Regions from separate parts of the Homo sapiens genome. Here region 1 is linked to region 2. Evidence: chromatin loops called from intact Hi-C (ENCODE). Cell type or tissue: pancreas. All regions are shown on one strand. Each heading gives the region's core, and the rest is flanking DNA. Links, peaks and the distances in the headings are about the cores only.

The links. Hi-C counts contacts between places; a loop is a spot of excess contacts. Peaks named below come from ENCODE experiments on the same cell type or tissue, not always from the same donor. Only the 100,000 strongest peaks of a DNase experiment are listed, where the experiment ranks them.
Region 1: a loop joins it to region 2, with 4 times the contacts of the local background. A loop is called at or near these places in 2 of 110 quality-filtered maps.

The regions. Positions count from the first base shown.
Region 1 is chrX:149,753,817-149,763,127 of GRCh38, forward strand. It overlaps the pseudogene LOC100420322 and the pseudogene LOC100420334. Among named protein-coding and RNA genes, the nearest start is that of HSFX1, 16 kb to the right of the region's middle. In pancreas, for the core only: no CTCF peak of the experiment used is centred there; a DNase peak (open chromatin) is centred at 5,075; H3K27me3 peaks cover 1,201 bases.
Region 2 is chrX:149,650,215-149,659,525 of GRCh38, forward strand. No RefSeq gene overlaps it. Among named protein-coding and RNA genes, the nearest start is that of TMEM185A, 23 kb to the left of the region's middle. In pancreas, for the core only: no CTCF peak of the experiment used is centred there; no DNase peak of the experiment used is centred there.

The DNA of each region.
Region 1 (9,311 bases), core at 498-8,497, 100 kb after region 2:
CTCCAGAAATGCCCAAACCAACAAAAGAACTCAATCTTTAATATTCTCTTTCTCTAGAACCACTCCTGGTACCAAAAATCTGTATTAGTCAGGGTTCTCTAGAGGGACAGAAGTAATATAGGATATATATCATATATTTTATATATATATACATATATAAATTATATATTTAACTAGTACCTTTAATCGAAGTGGCCAGAGTGGCAGGGAAGTTATGGGGGGTCCAGAGCTGGCAAAGAAGGAAGATGACAGGATGTGTAGGAGGAAATGTTTAAACTTTTGCTCCTATTCCATTGTGAAAATGTCAGGCGGCACCTGAGACCACAAGTGCCAGTAGTCTGGTTTGATTGAAGCAGTAATAGCTCCAGTCTGTGCTAATAACCACCTAAAACCACATTAATAGGTGAATTGGCTTAATTGAACATAAAGAATGGATTACAAATAGAGTGTTGAGCATTAGAATGAAACAGGCATAATGAGGTTAAGTATGATTTCTGATGCTGAATGAAAGTTTAAAAATGAAAATCACTGCACTGAGCTATGAAATGTTAGATAATTCCAATGGCAGAACTCCTTAGATTTCTAGCTGCTGGTCAGCCTATATTATATTATATCTATATATAGATATAATAGATATATATATATACCTATTACTTCTGTAATAGGTATATATATATATATATTCCCCCTTCCCAGGACTTCTTGATTTTGCTTGCTCTGGGTTGTAGGGGTTTGTTGTTTGTTTAGTGACTTTTCTGGACTATATTTTAAAGTCTACATTCTTTGTCATGTACAGACACTGCCATCTCTTAATTTATTAGCTTAGCGGCCACCTAGTGATTTGATAGAGATTTTCTTAAATGTATGGAATTAAAAAAAAAATCCCAGTATTTGTAGATGCTATGCGTGTGTCTGTGTTGGAGCACATAATACCTCAAAAGATGAGCTAGTCTATCTTCACTTTGGCCAATTTAAGAGTTTTTCATGATGATAGCAATACCTTGAATATCCACATAGTATCATTGTGGAAAATAGTCATACTTTATATAATAGTACATTTTCACAATGGGCAATTTTATCCTGGTTAGCCCCAAGGGCAGCTTGAGAGAATCACAATTGTGATAGTCATACTTAGCCATGATGCATCACCTTTCTTCTGAGAATGAAAAAAAAAAAAGTCATAAATGGTAAATAAGCTTCCCAACACCTACTGGGGAATGGATATTATTATACAAGCTAATTTTAAAGATGAGTAACCGAAATCAAGTTTTCATCTGCTGAAGCATTAGGACCCTGCCTCAGATGTTTGGGTCCAGCTTCCTTTCCCATCCTCTGGGTAAAGTCCAATGTGTAGCCCAGAGGTGGTTCTCAATGAACACTCAAATACAGACGAGGAACTAAGGCACAGAGAAGCTTGTGTAACAGGTCCTGAGCCACCAAGCAAGTAAGGGTGGAGGAGCACAGATGCAACTCAGGGTCTAGCTGAACCTGCAGCCCATACTGTTAGAAAGAGGTGCTTGCCAGTGTTCCTATCGGACAGCAACATCTTTATTACCAGTGATCATGCCCAAAGCAGGCATGAAGGGGGAGATGGCTTGTCAGTTCAGACACTTGAATAACAGGCACCATTGCCTTTTCAAGAGCTTCATAGATGGAAAGCACTCAAGCTCCTCAGAGTCTAGAGCCTTGAGAGCAGACGCTATTTTAGTGAGATCCAGGGAGTCCTGGAGCTGAACCACTGCTCTGCAGGCCCACAAATTCAGTTTTAGCAGTCCTCCCAGAGTTGTCCAGGCCCCAGAGGCTATCTAGCAAAAGCAACATGACACTGACACACAAACCAGTTGTCAACCTCAAGGTTTCTTACTATTAAGTAAAAATTTCCAGACAGACAAGGAGAGGAGGCTGTAATGATCTCTGCGATAGCAGATTTGAGTTAGAGATATTAGGAAGAACTCACTGTTGACTTAATATTCATGCAGATCATTGCATCTAGAAATATTTATAGATATATTAACAGGTTACTATACACACATATAATTTCTTGCTCTGTCAGCAGATGCCACCAACACCCCAGTAGGAATGAGCATACCTAATATACAGATCTAGATTTCTAATACCATTCTCCAATTTTAAAAAATGGGCTCAGTGGAGAAATTGCTGATGGTTGAAGCAGATCAGGAAATATGCAGTCTATTCCTGGAACATCTTATTGTGCTTGACAGTAAAGAAATACTAAAAAAAAAAAAAAATTTAAACACATTGACAAATGTATAAGAAAGACATGTACAAAGAGAACTAAGAGAAAGTGCTCCCAGTGGCCAAACCTGGAGTAATTTTAACAACAGAACATATAAAGTTGTATTGGATTTTCCACAAAGTGTAAAATTAGTATCCGTAAGTCCACATCGAGATAAATAAATGATTACTTAAATGCAAAAATGAGGGTGAACAGACAAATTTCTCATGGGAAAGAGTTCCAAACAATTTATGCAGATACTCTCACTCTCACAAGAAAGCAGAATGTGATTCCCCACTGCTCATAGTGTGGGCTACACAGAGTAACTTTCTTCCAAAGAGAACACTATGAAATAGGGGAATAAAAGAGAAACTTTACAGTAACCATACTTCGCGAGCACTACTTCAGCCAGGTGTTCAAGGTAAACATCATTAGTAATAAGTCATGCTGATAATATGTAGCCTTGATGTGAAGTGATGAGAATGGCATTTCTCCTTTATTGTCTTCTTCCCCAGAACCCATAACCCCAGCCTAATCATGAGAAAAGTACCAGACAAACCACAACTGAAGGTCATTCTACAAAATACCTGACCAATACTCCTCAAAACTGTCAAGATCATCCAAAACAAGAGAAGTATCACACCCAAGAGGAATCTAAAGGGACCTTACCACTAAATATAATGTGGCATCCTGGATGGAATCATGGAGGACCAAAAGGACAGTAGGTAAAAATGAAATAAATCTCAATAAAGAGTGACCTTTAGTTAGTAACACGTAACGCAACAATTGTAGCAAATGTACCATACTCATGTAGGATGTTAACAATAGGGGAACCTGAAACTGAAGGAGGAGGCATATAGAAACTTTGTACTATCTTTGAAAATTATTTTCAAGCATAGAATACCTCAAAATAAATAAAGTCTATGAAATTTTAAAAATGGAGGTAACAAAAGGAAACTTTGCAGACTGATGAATTTAATTTTTATAAAAGAAACCATACACAAGCACAGAGAACTAGGAAATGTGACGCCAACCATTTCTGAGTTGTCCTCAGACCTTTCCTCCCCTGAAGCCTCTAAGCTGGACTCGCCCACAAGACCCGCCTCTTCCCCCTGTGCGATACCTCGGAAATCCATCCCTCATCTCCAGCCTTTCAACCACTGCCCTAATTTGGCCTCACAATTCCTCTCACTTGGACTGTGACCAGAGCCCCCTAATAAGGCTAGATGCTCTGGGACCCCATACTTGCTCAAGAAGGGCTATAGAACACTTACCAGGGGTAATTGCCACAGAGAAAGGCTGGCAAGAGCCAGGCAGGAGATCAGCCCCTTGTCAAGGAGGCTGGAGTTCAGAGTAGGGGGTTTAGCCATGGCTGGTGGAACAGGGAGGTTTCTCAGGGAAGTGAGACCATGGCTGAGAGGTCTCTCACCAGCCCCTCAGGGGGCAGGTTTGGGGCACCTGGAAACCCTCAAGACCTATCCACGGATGGGCACAGGTATGCTCCCATCTGCTCTGCCCTGTGATGTTCAGAATTGTCCCAGTCCTGTGTGATGTGTGTCCATACAGGAGGCTGCTGTGGAGGATGCTGGACCCTGAAATGCCTGTAGGAGAGGATGTGGGGTGCATGGAACGTCCTAGCTGCTGCAGCCCTGCAGTCCTTAGGAAACACAGGGTGAGCATTCTCCATATCCCTTTGCTCTGTCCAATAAGGGACATGTGGTGTTGCTGTTTCCACCAATGTCCCCTGTGGGGTCCAAGGGCCCACCCTGAGACCAGCAAGATGCAAGTTCTTGAGTACATAGCCAACGCCAATGGGAGGGATCCCACTTCTTACCCATCCCTCTGCGGACCTGAGTCTCCATCCCTCAGATTCCCAACGCCGAATGAGGAGGCACCTCAGTCTAAGATGGGGGCGGGGTGGGCCCCCTGTCCTGGGGTGCTGGGTCCCCTCAGGCCTCTCTCATCTCCCAGGAACTCATAGCATGCAGGATCACTGCCAGGCACTTGCCGGTACACCAGGTACTTTTCCTGCACCCAATCTTGGGTGAGGAGCTTCTTGGGCTCCCCAAAGAGGAAGTGCTCCCTTCCAGCATACACCCCCATAATGCTGAGGACTTCCCACATAACCTCCATGGGACGCAGTTCCCCTCCATGAAGATCACACCCAGGACTATTATCAGGAGGCCAGACTTGGGCATGCTCTGCTCATCACCCAGTATGCCATCATAAGAGAGGCCGAGGGAAACAGAGGAAGCTGGGATTTGTGAGATCCCTTTTTCTTGGCATGTGAGAGGGTACCTTCTTACCTTCAGTCTTCACCAATATTCCTCTCCTTGACTACTGGTGAGAGGTGACAGCATGCTGGCAGCCCTCACAGCCCTTGCTCACTCTCGGCGCCTCCTCTGCCTGGGCTCCCACTTTGGCAGCACTTGAGGAGCCCTTCAGCCCACTATTGCACTGTGGGAGCCCCTTCCTGGGCTGGCGGAGGCTCCCTCAGCTTGCGGGGAGGTGTGGAGGGAGAGGCGCAGGCGGGAACCGGGGCTGCGCTCGGTGCTTGCGGGCCAGCACGACTTCCGGGTGGGTGTGGGCTGGGCAGGCCCGCACTCAGAGCGGCCGGCTGGCCCCCCCTGCCCGGGGCAGTGAGGGGCTTAGCACCTGGGCCAGCAGCTGCTGTGCTCAATTTCTTGCCTGGCCTTAGCTGCCTTCCCGCGGGGCAGGGCTCGGGACCAGCAGCCCACCATGCCTGAGCCTCCCCCTCGCTCCGTGGGCTCCTGTGCTGCCCGAGCCTCCTGGACGAGCGCCACTCCCTGCTCCACGGCACCCAGTCCCATCGACCACCCAAGGGCTGAGGAATGCCGGCGCACGGCGCGGGACTGGCAGGCAGCTCCACCTGTGGCCCTGGTGCCCGATCCACTGGGTGAAGCCAGCTGGGCTCCTGAGTCTGGTGGGGACTTGGAGAACCTTTATGTCTAGCTAAGGGATTGTAAATACACCAATCGGCACTCTGTATCTAGCTCAAGGTTTGTAAACACACCAATCAGCACCCTGTGTCTAGCTCAGGGTTTGTGAATGCACCAATGGACACTCTGTATCTAGCTGCTCTGGTGGGGACTTGGAGAACTTTTATGTCTAGCTCAGGGATTGTAAATATACCAATTGGCACTCTGTATCTAGCTCAAGGTTTGTAAACACACCAATCAGCACCCTGTGTCTAGCTCAGGTTTTGTGAATGCACCAGTTGACACTCTGTATCTAGCTACTCTGGTGGGGACTTGGAGAACCTTTGTGTCCACACTCTGTATCTAGCTAATCTAGTGGGGAGGTGGAGAACCTTTGTGTCTAGCTCAGGGATTGCAAAGGCACCAATCAGCACCCTGTCAAAACAGACCACTGGGCTCTCTGTAAAATGGACCAATTAGCAGGATGTGGGTGGGGCCAGATAAGAGAATAAAAGCAGGCTGCTCCAGCCAGCAGTGGCAACCCACTCAGGTCCCCTTTCGCACTGTGGAAGCTTTGTTCTTTTGCTCTTTGTAATAAATCTTGCTGCTGCTCATCCTTTGGGTCCACACTGCCTTTATGAGCTGTAACACTCACCGCGAACTCACCGCGAAGGTCTGCAGCTTCACTCCTAAAGCCAGCGAGACCACAAACCCACCAGGAGGAACGAACAACTCCAGACGCGCCACCTTAAGAGCTGTAACACTCACCGCGAAGGTCCGCAGCTTCACTCCTGAGCCGGCGAGACCACGAACCCCACCAGAAGGAAGAAACTCCGAACATCAGAAGGAACAAACTCTGGACACGCCGCCCTTAAGAACTGTAACACTCACCGTGAGGGTCCACGGCTTCATTCTTGAAGTGAGTGAGACCAAGAACCCACCAATTCCGGACCCACTGGCAGATCCTGGACTCCACCCTGTGCTGAGCAGGTGTCTATCCCTCTGCTGACCTGACAACCTGCCTCAGACCAAGGGCCCTACCTCTCTGAGATGTGGGAGGCACAAAGTGAAGGGGCACTACACGGACAGCCCTGCATGGCATGCCAAAGGCTGACAGATGGAGCAGATTTCAGGGTGCCTGCTCTCTCTGGGTGTCCTCCAGGTATTCAGATTTACTCATGACAATGCCTGCCCCTTTCCCTTCATCCCCTGGAGGCCCCAGGTAGGGGAGGTATGTGCCATGCTCACATTTCTGCCAGGTGGTTGGGGGTGGGAGGTTTCATGGAGGTGAGCATCTGGTTCCAAGGGGGTGATGATAGGTAGGTCAGCAGTGGAGCCACAATTGGTCAGCAGAGGAAGGAGTCCCAGGATCTTTAGGACTCAAGATGTGAACCCCTCGTGAGGACTGGAGATACCCCCATCCCATAATGAAGGGATCCCACAGAGTCTCTCTGTCCCCTGTCCTTGTCTCTTTGGAGACCTGATCATGGGTGGCTCTAAGTGGCAAGGTCACTTGTACCACAGGCAGGAAGTTGGGGAATCTTCAGGGAGATTCCCTGAAGATTGGTGTAAAGGGAAGTCTTGGTGTAAAGGGATATGTTTGCTCATCTCAGGGGTTGGGAGTAGAGGAAGGACAGGCCCTGGCAGAAGTAAAGATGAAAAACCCACAGGAGGACTTTGGAATCCCCAGAACAGAAGGGTCCAGCCTCTGCTGTCAGCCCTGGACAACCACATGATGGGGTGATGGGACGTGGGGCCCCTTACTTCTGTTTTGGAATCTTGGGCAGGTGAGCACTATGTTCTCAGAGGACGACTTCCAGTCAACAGAAAGAGCCCCGTATGGTCCACAACTACAGTGGTCCCAGGATCTGCCAAGAGTCCAGGTGAGAAACCTGAGGGAGGATTGAGGGTTCCTCCTGGCCAGAACACAGATGGCTGCTTAGAAATCTGCTCTGCCCCTGCTGTCTCCCCAGAGAGCATGTGCAGGACTATCTGCTGAGATCCCTCTCTTATACTGGGATCATTGGTCTCAGGGAGGGGGAGGCATTGGTCTGAGAGGGCTGCACTTAGGTCAGCAGTGGGAGGGTCCCAGGCCATGACCAGAATCAAGGTGAGGGCTGACGGGACAGCACTTACCAAAAACATGGGACTCAGCCCTTCCCTGCCCCTTCTGTCAGCCATGCGAAGTCCCCGGGAACCATGGGTGTTTCCACTTCCCTGATCTCCTCTTCTGATGTCTCCTGGAGATAGAGCTTTGGTTTAAGGAGATGGCCTTAGGTCAAAAGAGGGAGGGTCCCAGGCCCAGATACACACCAAAGATGGGGACCAAACAGGCTCCTTACCCCAGCACACATGGACCCAGCTGACTATCACCACCTCCTGCTGTCCTTTTTGGGTATCCCTGAATTGTGGATGGGTTTTGCAGGCCAAGACCACCATCTCCCAGAGAAATCCAACTAGGAAGTGGGGAGCTGCCTCTCTTTCCTAGAGTCCTGCCTGGGGCCTCCCAGGACTGATGGCAGGGGCAGGATTTCTACCTCAGGGATAACTTGTTGTCTGAGTCCTCCCTCAGTGCTCTGGGACTTCTCCTGGGGTTGACCTGAGGCTCCACTCCTCAGACCACAACCCACTCCTCTCTGACACCCCAAAGGCAGAGCGAGGATGCACCACATTTGGGCACTGTGCCTTGGAACTCCAAGGGCCAAGGTCCCCACTGAACTGGAGTCCAAGGCCTCCTGAGTCCTCCCTCTTCCTCCCATTGATCCTGGCAGGGCTGAACCAGAGATCCCCTCTGCGGACCTGAGTCTCCATCCCTCAGATTCCCAACGCCGAATGAGGAGGCACCTCAGTCTAAGATGGGGGCGGGGTGGGCCCCCTGTCCTGGGGTGCTGGGTCCCCTCAGGCCTCCCTCATCTCCCAGCAGGGACTGGGCCTTATCTGTGCTCCCCCTAGGCCATTCTCATGATACCAAGCCTCTTCCCTCGGTCAGCCCGGGATGCGGAAATCAGGATCCACTTGCCTGGCAGCAATGCCAGGAACTTCCCAGGGCTGACAGCAGAGAGGGAGCCTCGCTCTGTGGGGCCTCAGCCCTCCCTCGGGGTCCTGACCTTGATGCCTGGCAGAACCTGGGTCCTGCCCCCCCCAACCAGCCCTGCCCTGGTCACACCAAGCTCTGACCCCACAGTCCCTTGAGGCTTAAGCGGCAGGGGGCAGAAGCCGAGGGGGGTGTCGGAGGGGACGGCCCAGCCTGAGAAGTCCATCCCCATGGGGTGATCCAGGGCTGGCAGCAGAGGCGGTGCTGGATTATCTGGGGTCCTCTATCTGGGGAGGGAGCGTCCTCAGTCCTCCCTCAGCATCTCATCTTGCCTCCTCACAGAGCCTGGGCCCGCTGCCCTCAGCGGATCACAAGCCGCCCTTCAGAACCGGGCTGTCACTTCTCTCTGACCCCCTAATGTGCAAGTCCGCGGTACCAAGCCCGGAGGTCCTTTGCGTTGACTGCAGGGACAAGGATGGACTCTGGGGCCCCTCTATCAGGATGGGGTGGAACCTCTCCATAATTTCTCAGAGTCCTGATGTTGATGTCTGGAAAGGCCAGGGCCCCACCCTTTACGGAACTGCCTCTGCCCGGGTCACACCATAGACTCGCAGAGTCTCCTTGGGCATTGAGGAGGGGGATTGTCTCAGCCTGATAATTTGGTCCCCTGTTGTTTCAGGGCTGGCTCCAGGGTTGGCGCTGGATTATTTGGGGCCCTCTATCTGGGTAGGAGGACTCCTCAGTCCTCCCTCAGCTCTCACCTTGCCTCCTCATGGAGCCTGGGCCCGCTGCCTTCTGCCACTCTCAAGACACCCCTCAGAGAGATGCTCTCTCTTCTCTCAGATCCCAGAGGCAGAAGCCAGTGGAGGTCACATCTGGCCCCCATGCCTGGAGCTTCCCTGGATTGACAGCAGTGGCAGTACTCGATTCTGCTGGGGTGGGGGCAGGGGGAAGAGTAATGGCGAGGGGTGCAGATGTGGTCGAGGGTCATGGAGGTGCCTCAATCCTCCCTCAGGTTTCTGTCCTTCATTCTCTGCAGAGCCTGGAGCTCCGTCCTCTGCCAATGGTGTCTCCTCTCCTCAGACCAAGTCTCTGACTCTGA
Region 2 (9,311 bases), core at 526-8,525:
CAGCTGAGAGCCGAACCTTGGAGGCTCTAACAAAAGCAGACTTATGGATCTTTTCATTTGGTGCTCCTCTGGGGCCTCCTGGGGCACCTATCCTCCTAGCTGGCCTGTTCACCGAGAACTTGGAGGAAGTGAGAGTGTTACAGTGGGTAGCTAGTCAGGTATGAATAGGGAAGGAGAGGGTTCCCCCAGCCCCTTCACTCATGTGCACATGCATGCGTGCGTGCACACACACACACTAGGAATGTTGGGTGACCATTAGGCGATGGTCAAGTGGTTGTTAACTATTTCTGTAAAGTAATAATTGTTCACAGCCCTTGCCAGGGGAAGGCAGTCTCCTAATAGAAAACACCTGAAATGGATCAGCAGCTTCCCAACAAGATCTCAGGACTGGGGAGAAAGTAACACAAGATCTCTGAAGTAGGCTGATATGGTTTGGCTGTGTCCCCACCCAAATCTCATCTTGAATTCCCACGCATTGTGGGAGGGACCCAGTGGGAGGTAACTGAATCATAGAGGCAGGTCCTTCCCATGCTGTTCTCATGATAGTAAGTCTCATGAGATCTGATGGTTATTATAAAGGGGAGTTTTCCTGCAAAAGCTTTTTTTTTTTTTTTTTTGCTTGCTGCCATCCATGTAAGATGTGACTTTCTCCTCCTTGCCTTCTGCCATGATTGTGAGGCTTCCCCAGCCACACGGAACTGTAAGTCCAGTTAAACGTCTTTCTATTGTAAATTGCCCGGTCTTGGGTATGTCTTTATCAGCAATGTGAAAACTAATACATATGCCAACATAAAACCCCAAGTCAAGAGGTCAAGCTGTGACTTTGGTTTCTCAAGTTGACTACTTGGCCCTCTTCCGAGTTATACTTTTCTTGTTTCCTTTCCTTCCTTTCCTTACTGTTCTAAAGCTTTGTGTTTTGTTTGTTTGTTTGTTTGTTTTTTGCCTCAGTCTTTCCTTCTGCCTTTGGCCCCTCAGTCGAATTCTTTCTTCTGAGGAGGTAAGAACTGAAATTGCCGCAGACCTATATGGATACACCACCAGTAACTCAGGGTAACTTGGGTACCTGCCACCACTAACAAGAGGGCTCCTCAGGGTGCAGCTTGTCAGCAGAAGCCACGGCTCCAGCAATAACAGTAGGACAGGTGGGTTGGCACTTTGGAGTCCCCTCTGCTCTGGGGCCGGTGGAGCCCTTTGTATACATTTAAAGTAAACACCTCACCTTGCCTGCTGGCAATACCTGGGCCTCCTCTGCTGTATGACTTCAGGACACTGCCTCAGACCAAGGCCCAAACCTCTCTGAGACCTGGGAGAAAGAAGTGAGGGGGCACCACACGGAAAATTCTGCACGGGATTCCCAAGGCTGACAGAAGGAGCAGGTTTCAGGGGTGCCTCCTCTGTCTGCGTTCCTCCAGGTATTCAGATTTATTCCCGACAGGGCCCAGCCCTTTCGCTCCTGCTCAACTGTGGATGAGTCTTGTGTGCCAAGGCCACCATCTTCCTGGGACCCCCAAGGAGAAAGTGGGGGACCATGTCCCTTCTCCACAGGCCTGCCTTGGGCCTCCCAGGACTGATAGCAGAGGCAGATTTCCTAGGTCCAGGATAACAGGTCTGCTGAGTCCTCTCTCAGGGCTCTAGGGGACTTCTCTCTTTGCTGGCCTGAGGCCCTACTCCTCATATTACACCCCTCTCGTCACTGGCACCCCAAAGACACAGCAAAGATGTGCCACACACAGCCAGCACTCCCAGGACCTCCCAGGGTCGAGGTCCTCTGAGTCCTCCCTCTTCTTCCTCCTCTTGATCCTGTCAGGGCTGAGCCTCACCCCTTTGTGGACCTGAATCTATATCCCTCAAATTCCCAAGGCCAATTGAGAAGGTGCCTCAGTCTCAGAAAGAAGTGGAGTAGGCCCCCTGTTCTGGGTTGCTGGGTCCCCTCAGGCCTGCCTTGTCTCCCAGCCTGGCCTGGACCCACCTTCTGCTCCCCTGAGGCCGTGCTCATGATTCCAAGCCCCTTCCCTCCATCAGCCCCCGATGTGAACATCAGGATCCACATGCCTGTCCACCATGCCCGGAACTTCCCAGGGCTGACAGCAGAGATGGAGCCTCGCTCTGTGGGATCTCAGCCCTCCTTCAGGGTCTGGACCATGATGCCTGGCAGGCAGAGCATGGGTCCTGCCCTTTCCTAATCAGCCTTTCCCTGGTCACACCAAGCTCTGTCTCCAGAATGCCCTGCGGCTTAAGTGGCAGTGGAGCCGGGAGCGGCCCAGCCTGAGAAGTCTGCCCCCAGGTGGCCCAGGGCTGGCAGCAGGGGTGGCACTGGGTTAATTGGGGTCCTCTCTCTGGGGTAGGGGCATCCTCAGTCTTCCTCAGTGTCTCACCTTGCCTCCTCACAGAGCCGGGGCCTGTTTCACTCCACCAATCTCAAGCTGCCACTCAGAGCGAGGCGCTCTTGCTATCCTCTGACCCCTGAGGCCACGTCAGTGGCGTGACATCCGGCCCCCAAGCCTGGGGCTTCCCTGGGTCGACAGCAGCAGCGGAACTGGATTCTTCCAGGCATGGGGGTAGGAATGGTTATAGGGGCCCTCAAGCTTCCCTTAGGGTCCTGACATTGATTCCTTGCAGAGCCTGGACACCCTGCCCTCTGCCAATTGGGTCTGCTCCCTTCACACCAAGTCTCTGACTCCCAGTCCCCTGAGGTGGCAGTGGTGGGAGGCGTGTGTTCAGGGCGACAACATTGCCAGGATCTTCCAGGATTGTTAGAAGGGGCTGAGCTGGATTCTCTGGTTCCTCTACAAGGGGAGGGTGGACTCTCAGTCCTCACTCAAGAGGATCCTCCTCCTGGCTCTTGGATCTTTGATGAAGCCATGGGCAGGAGATACTCTGTTTCTGCCACTTCTGAGCATTTGCCCAGCTGCATCTCTTGCAGAGAATGGCTGCGGGTCCCAGGCCAGGTACTCCCTGCAGAGCGGCAGCTTCTGTGATTGTAGTGACCTCTGGGAGAAGACACACACCTTCCCAAGGAAGCTCTTCCCCAGCCACAGGTCGAGTTTGCAAACCTGTTTTCCTAAAATATTTGTTTTTACATTAAATAGGCTGAGCAGCAGCATGAAATTTGGGGATTCCTGCCATTAGAATTATCGAGTATTTCATAGCTCAGTGCAGTGATTTTCATTTTTAAACTTTCATTCAGCATCAGAAATCATACTTAACCTCATTATGCCTGTTTCATTCTAATGCTCAACACTCTATTTGTAATCCATTCTTTATGTTCAGTTAAGCCAATTCACCTATTAATGTGGTTTTAGGTGGTTATTAGCACAGACTGGAGCTACTACTGTTTCAATGAAACCAGACTACTGGCACCTGTGGTCTCAGGTGCCACCTGACATTTTCACACTGGAATAGGGGCAAAAATTTAAACATTTCCTTCTACACATCCTGTCATCTTCCTTCTATGCCAGCTATGGACTCTCCCTAACTTCCTTGACACTCTGGCCATTTCGATTACAGGTACCAGTTAAACACAGTCTTCATTCTCCCCCAGGGCTTTGCTTTGTTGTTTAGATTTTGTTGTTGATACTATTTGTTTTTTTATTTTATTTTATTCTTTCTTCTATAGTTTTCCAGGATTGATTTTGGTAGTTGAGGGCAGAAGTCCAAGCCTGACATTCATCTTGGCAGCTAAATTTTAAGCATTATATCTGTAAATCTTGAATAAGAAAAATTGATATCTTTTCAATAGTCTGTTCCCTATTAAGGGATATAGAATACGGCTCTGTTTATCTGGGAACTTTTTGACCTAACTCTATCAGTACTTGCATAGTTGTTTCCATAAAGATCTTGTATGCTTTGTCTGTCTCCATTGGATAATTTCTAGATTTTGTTGCCATTGTGAATGGGGTATTTTCTATTACTTGTTCTGAATAGTTATTTATTTGGGTTGCAAGGATTTTGATTTTACTGTAGTAATCTTCTGTATACTATTTTTCTGAAGTCTGTTATTTGACTATTCCATCTGCACAATTCTTTGAATTTTCTAGATAATCATATTGTCGTACCAAATATTAAATCTGTTCAATATTTATACTGATTTTTTTTTATATCCACCTCTCTGGCCTTATGTTACAGTGTAATTTCCAAAGATAGAGGTTATAGCATAGTCCTATGACAATAATTCTTCTGACATTTCATATTTGGGTATGCTGGCCAGTGATCGTAGGAAAAGCTAATTTCCTTCTAACCTCATTTGGCTAAAACTTTTGACCATGACCTCTTGTAGAATTTCCTCCAGAATCTTTTCTGTACCTATTATACCTATTAAAGTGATCACTTTTTAAAATCTTAATTCGATAACGTAGGAAATCACAACTGAAAATTGTTTTATATTAAATCATGTTTTTGTTCCTTGGACACAATCCGTTAATTCACTTCTATGTTGAATATGCTACTAATTTAATTAATATATTTGCCTCTGTGTGAGTGAAGTTTGGCTCAAGTGTTTTCACGGTGCTGTCCTCCTCTGGTACCTGAATGAAGAATGGTTAGCTTGGGAAAATAATTTGAATAATTGCCCAACTTTTCGTATGCCTTGGAAGAGTTTACTTAAGGTGGCTTTGAGCTTTACCTGATAACAATGTAGAATTGGCCTCCGAAGCTGCCTTGTCCACATTTGAGGATGGCTTGAGCTTAGATTAGTTTCACTTTTTATTGTTTGGTTAAAGATTTGAATTTCTTTTTGTATCAATTTGTTCATGTACTTATTTTCCTAAAATATTATCCATTTCACTTAGGATTTCAAATTAAATATCATATTTATTTCAAAAATATTTTCATTACAAGCATTTTCAAATACACCTAATAATAGGGTAAATACTATAATTAATCTAATATACCAGACTTTCAGTATCAATAATCTTCAACTCATGGCCAATCTGGTTCTAGTTATACCCCTACCTACTCCGCATAGCAGAAACTGAAATAATGTGGAGCAAATCCAAGACACCATGTGATCTCATCTCCAAATACATCAGAGTGCATTTCTAAAGATAACTACTCTCTTATAAAACATAAAGCCAACATTATTATCTTTCCTAAACATGTAAGCAAGTCATTAATATAATGAAATGTTCACTTATTTGTCACATGTATCTGGTGGACATATGCTCCTGTTAAAATGCAGTTTCTTTGAATCGGTTTGCAAATATGATCTATACATTGTGTTTATGTTCTTAATAGCCACCTTAAGTAATTTATAGATTCCCCCACATTACCTTTTTTTGAAACTCATTTGTTGAAAATGAAGACATGCCTTGTGTTCTGTCCAGTTTCCCATACTCTGGATTTTGCTGAGCGCAATACTTCTCTTCCTGCATTACCTATCTGTTTTTCCATGTTGCCTACTTTTTCCATTAAAGCCTCTTAAATTTTTAAAAATAGTCATTTTAAATTATCTGCCTCCTAATTCCAATATCTGAGTCATATTAGAGTCCAGTTCTGTTGATTGTCTTGTCTCTTCAGACTATGTATTTTCTTACTCTTTTGCGTGTGTCCCTTGCAATCCTTTTGTTGAGAGTGAACGTGTTGTATGAGGTCATAGGAACAGAGGCAATTAGATCTCTACAGTGAGGATGTATGTCAATTTGGCTGGGAGTTGGGCTTTATTTCTTATACCTATAGATGCCAGAGGCTTCAGATTCCTCTAGTGTCCTTGTTTTTGTCTTCCGTTTTATTAATTGTGGCAAATGTGTAATGCTAATATAAGAGGATGGTAATAGGGAAAACTGGGTGTGGGGTATATGAGAATTCTCTGTACTATCTCTGCAATAATTCTGTAAGCCTAAACATTTTCTAAAATAAAAAGTCATTAATAAAGAATGACTTGTTGGACCCCATTGGAAGGAACAAGAATAACCACCCCTCACATTGAGAATTGGCTCTGCAAGAGAGAGAATAAAACATTTATCCTGCATTTCCTGTACTAACTGTATTTCAGGATGACACAATAGCTACAGTTGATGAGGAAAGTTTCTTCCTTACTGGAGAATTCCAGCTGAGGAAAATGCAACATATGAGAGAAAAGGAAAACAAGTATTTGCAATATCCAGCAATGCAACTGATGCAATCCATGCTAATCAATGGATGAAACATTGTTGAAGGGTTGATGACGCACTCTGCAATGGAGGAACAAGGCTGTCTCCACCTCTCCACCTGAGCCCACTGATCAGAGCCAATATGATCAAGGGTTGAACAGCCAGAAGTTGTATGCCTCCTGCTGGAGTACAGTAGGAAGCACAAAGAGCCTCCTATGTGTACCTTCCCCCCCAACAAAAAGCCAAACCTGCTTCTGGCCTCCACCTGAGGTGAACTTTGAAAGATAGGAAATCCAGTCCTGGATTAAGACATCTGGCCCCTCATTGAAGACACAGAGTCTACTCTGGAATGAGCACTAGGTGTCACCAGACAGCCTTCTGCTTTGTTCTGCACCCAGTCTTTACACGTGCACCATTGTCCTGCCCGCCGCAGCAGTGCCACAGCAGCAGGCCAACAGCCTTGCCTGTTCAATGCCAATGGTGCCTTCCATCCCCTTTATCCCGAGAGAAAGGTTTCTGGACACCTAGACCTGTATTCTGTACCCAGTCCTCAGGTCAAGTCAGTAACCTGGAATAGAAACCTGGATCCAAGAAGCCAGTTCATGGTACAGTGCAGCTGACCTGGCTCTGAGGCAGTCCATGGCTCAGAGGATCAGGGAATACCCTTTACCTGGCTCACCAGACCAGTGTCTCTAGACCCTGCCCTCTACACTCTGTTCCAAGGCCCCGAGCGACTGCATGTCTTTGTTCTCTTCTAGACGATTGCTCTTATAATACTGTTAGCATTCCTTCCCAGACATCCTCGGTTCTCTCTCGAGATATCTCTTCTGTGAGGCCTTCTATGAATACCATTGTAAAAATTGCAATCCCTCCTTCCACCCAATTTCCAGCACTCCTTATTTAGCTCTCTCGATTCAATTTGTTTCCATAGCGTTTGTCACCATAAAACCTACTTCACCTGTAACTTTGTTCCGCAGTTCATTGTGTGCCTGCCCCTCCCCTCCCGCTAGAACATAAGCTCCACAGAAGCAGGGAATTTGTTCAATGCTGTATCCTCAGAGCTTAGAGCAGTGCCTGGCAAACAGTACATGCTCAGTACTCAGCTGTGGGACGCATGAAGAACTACAGCTCCATGGTCCTAGTATTCGCAGCCTCTGCATTGGAGCCTCGTGGCATTTTCAGTCCTCCCAATTACCCAGCAATCAAAGTTTAAATGCATCCCAGCACCCTCTTATTGTTGAGTCATGGAACAGGTAAGCAACTGAGCTCTAGGGACTCCAGAGACCTGCTGCCCCAGCGCCTGGTCTGTGCTCCTGGCATCCTGGGGAAGTCAGCAAGGCAGGGCTACAAACATCAGTGGCTATCTGAGCACTCTCTCTTGCCAGTAGGCAGCTGTGGCCCTTGTCCCAATTCCCTGCTCCTCTCTCTGGTCGTTTGGGTCTGCAAGCAGCCAATGTCAAGGTCTCACATGTCTCTGGGTTTCAGCTGGGCCTTAAAGGGATTTATGTAACATTCAGTTCAAGTAACACTTTCCCATTGATTCCTGGACAAGCTCTAGACAGAAGTCCCATGTTCGCCAATGACTTTGATGCTACTTCCCTGGAGAAAGTAGGAAGGGTGGCCAACGTGGTTTGCAAGGTTGCATTCATCTGGAGAATGCTCCATCATGATTTCTCCCCAATGCCAGTAGACAGGTGCCATCCCTGCCTTTGTACACACCGTTCCTTGCTGCGTGAAGTTATTTGAGGAATCATTACACACTCTCCAAGAGGTAACATAACATGATTTCATTCGCTCATTCATTCAATATTTATCCAGCTCCTCATATGCTCCAGGCACTGACCTAAGTGCTGGAGATACTGTATTCACTATAAAAAGGGCTTCCCACCTCCGTGGTGTTCTTCCTAATAATGCATAATCATGCATGCCCTTCTAATCGTGAGAAGACATTAGACCCACTGAAACTGAGGGATGTTCTACAAAAATCAGACTAGTATTCCTAGAGTCCTCCAAGACAGATTTGATGCCAAGATGGGGAAGAAGGAAGAGTATGTTGGAGGCCTAGGTCCTTGCAGACATGTTCTGGAGATACACACTGGGGTTTGGGAGCACAGCAGGAGGGACTGTGGAGTGGGCAGAACCCTCCAGGGAGAGGTCAGGGGAGCAGTGCAGGAGTTTGAGGCTGCACAAGAATGACATGACCTCCATGGGAAGAGCACACTACTCACCCTCCTTCTGAGATGAAGCATTCTCTTCCCCCTCCTTTAGCCATGTGACAGGATCTGGTCAGGTGAGGAGAGGAGTGACACAGATGGGGAACTGGCACCAGGTCCTCAGGGGATGGCAGGCAAGAAGCTGGGGCTCATGAAGCTATGTGAGGCAGATTCCATAGAAGGAGACTCGGGAGCTTTGGGTTTCATTCTCACATCCTGAGAACACATCCAGAGACTTAAGTCATACACATTTGCTCCCTTCTATGCGAGATGCCAGATTCTGTACTTTGAAGGCCCTGGGCAGGGATGGAGGTCTTCACAGGAAGCAACACCCCGTAGGAAGCTGACTGCAGGAATTCCTGCATTGCCATCTGCACCCTTTGGGCCCTGAAGCATGACCCATCAGTATTTTAAGAGCCACGATGTGTCCTTGAATTGGAGGCTGGCAGCCAGCAGTCAAATGCCCTTGTTGGGATTGCAAGTTTCCTTCTCCTGGGGCCCATAGTTGTGTTCTCATGTCCCCTGCTGCTGTGTCCACACTGCCCCAATCGGGCCTCAGTCTGCCCAGCTTGGGGCTTTGCGCTTCCTCTCTCCCCACTAACTACTGCTCAAGACCTGGAGCTGATGCTCATATGCGATTATCATTGTGATAAATTCCCTGGTAAGGATCTCCTTCCAAGGTCTTGTGGTGACAGAACTGGCAGGAGATGATGAAGCCTTTTGGGGAGGCTCCTAGTGAATAATAAGCATTCTGACATGATGAGTGACAAATCACGATGATTAGGAGATATTATTCAAATAATTCCCCAGGTAATGTCTGGCTTTTGATTAACCGATCACCTTAAATGGGTGACTATGAGGTTTTGCTTTCTCAGGCTGATGATCCAGAGAGGTGGGGCTGGGGTGTCCTAGCAGAGGCAGCTAGGGCCTCGGTATCCCCAGACAGGCAGCTAAAGAAGACTAAAGGCTGTAGCAGATGGTGGGGGCGTTGAGTATCGGGACACTCCGCAGT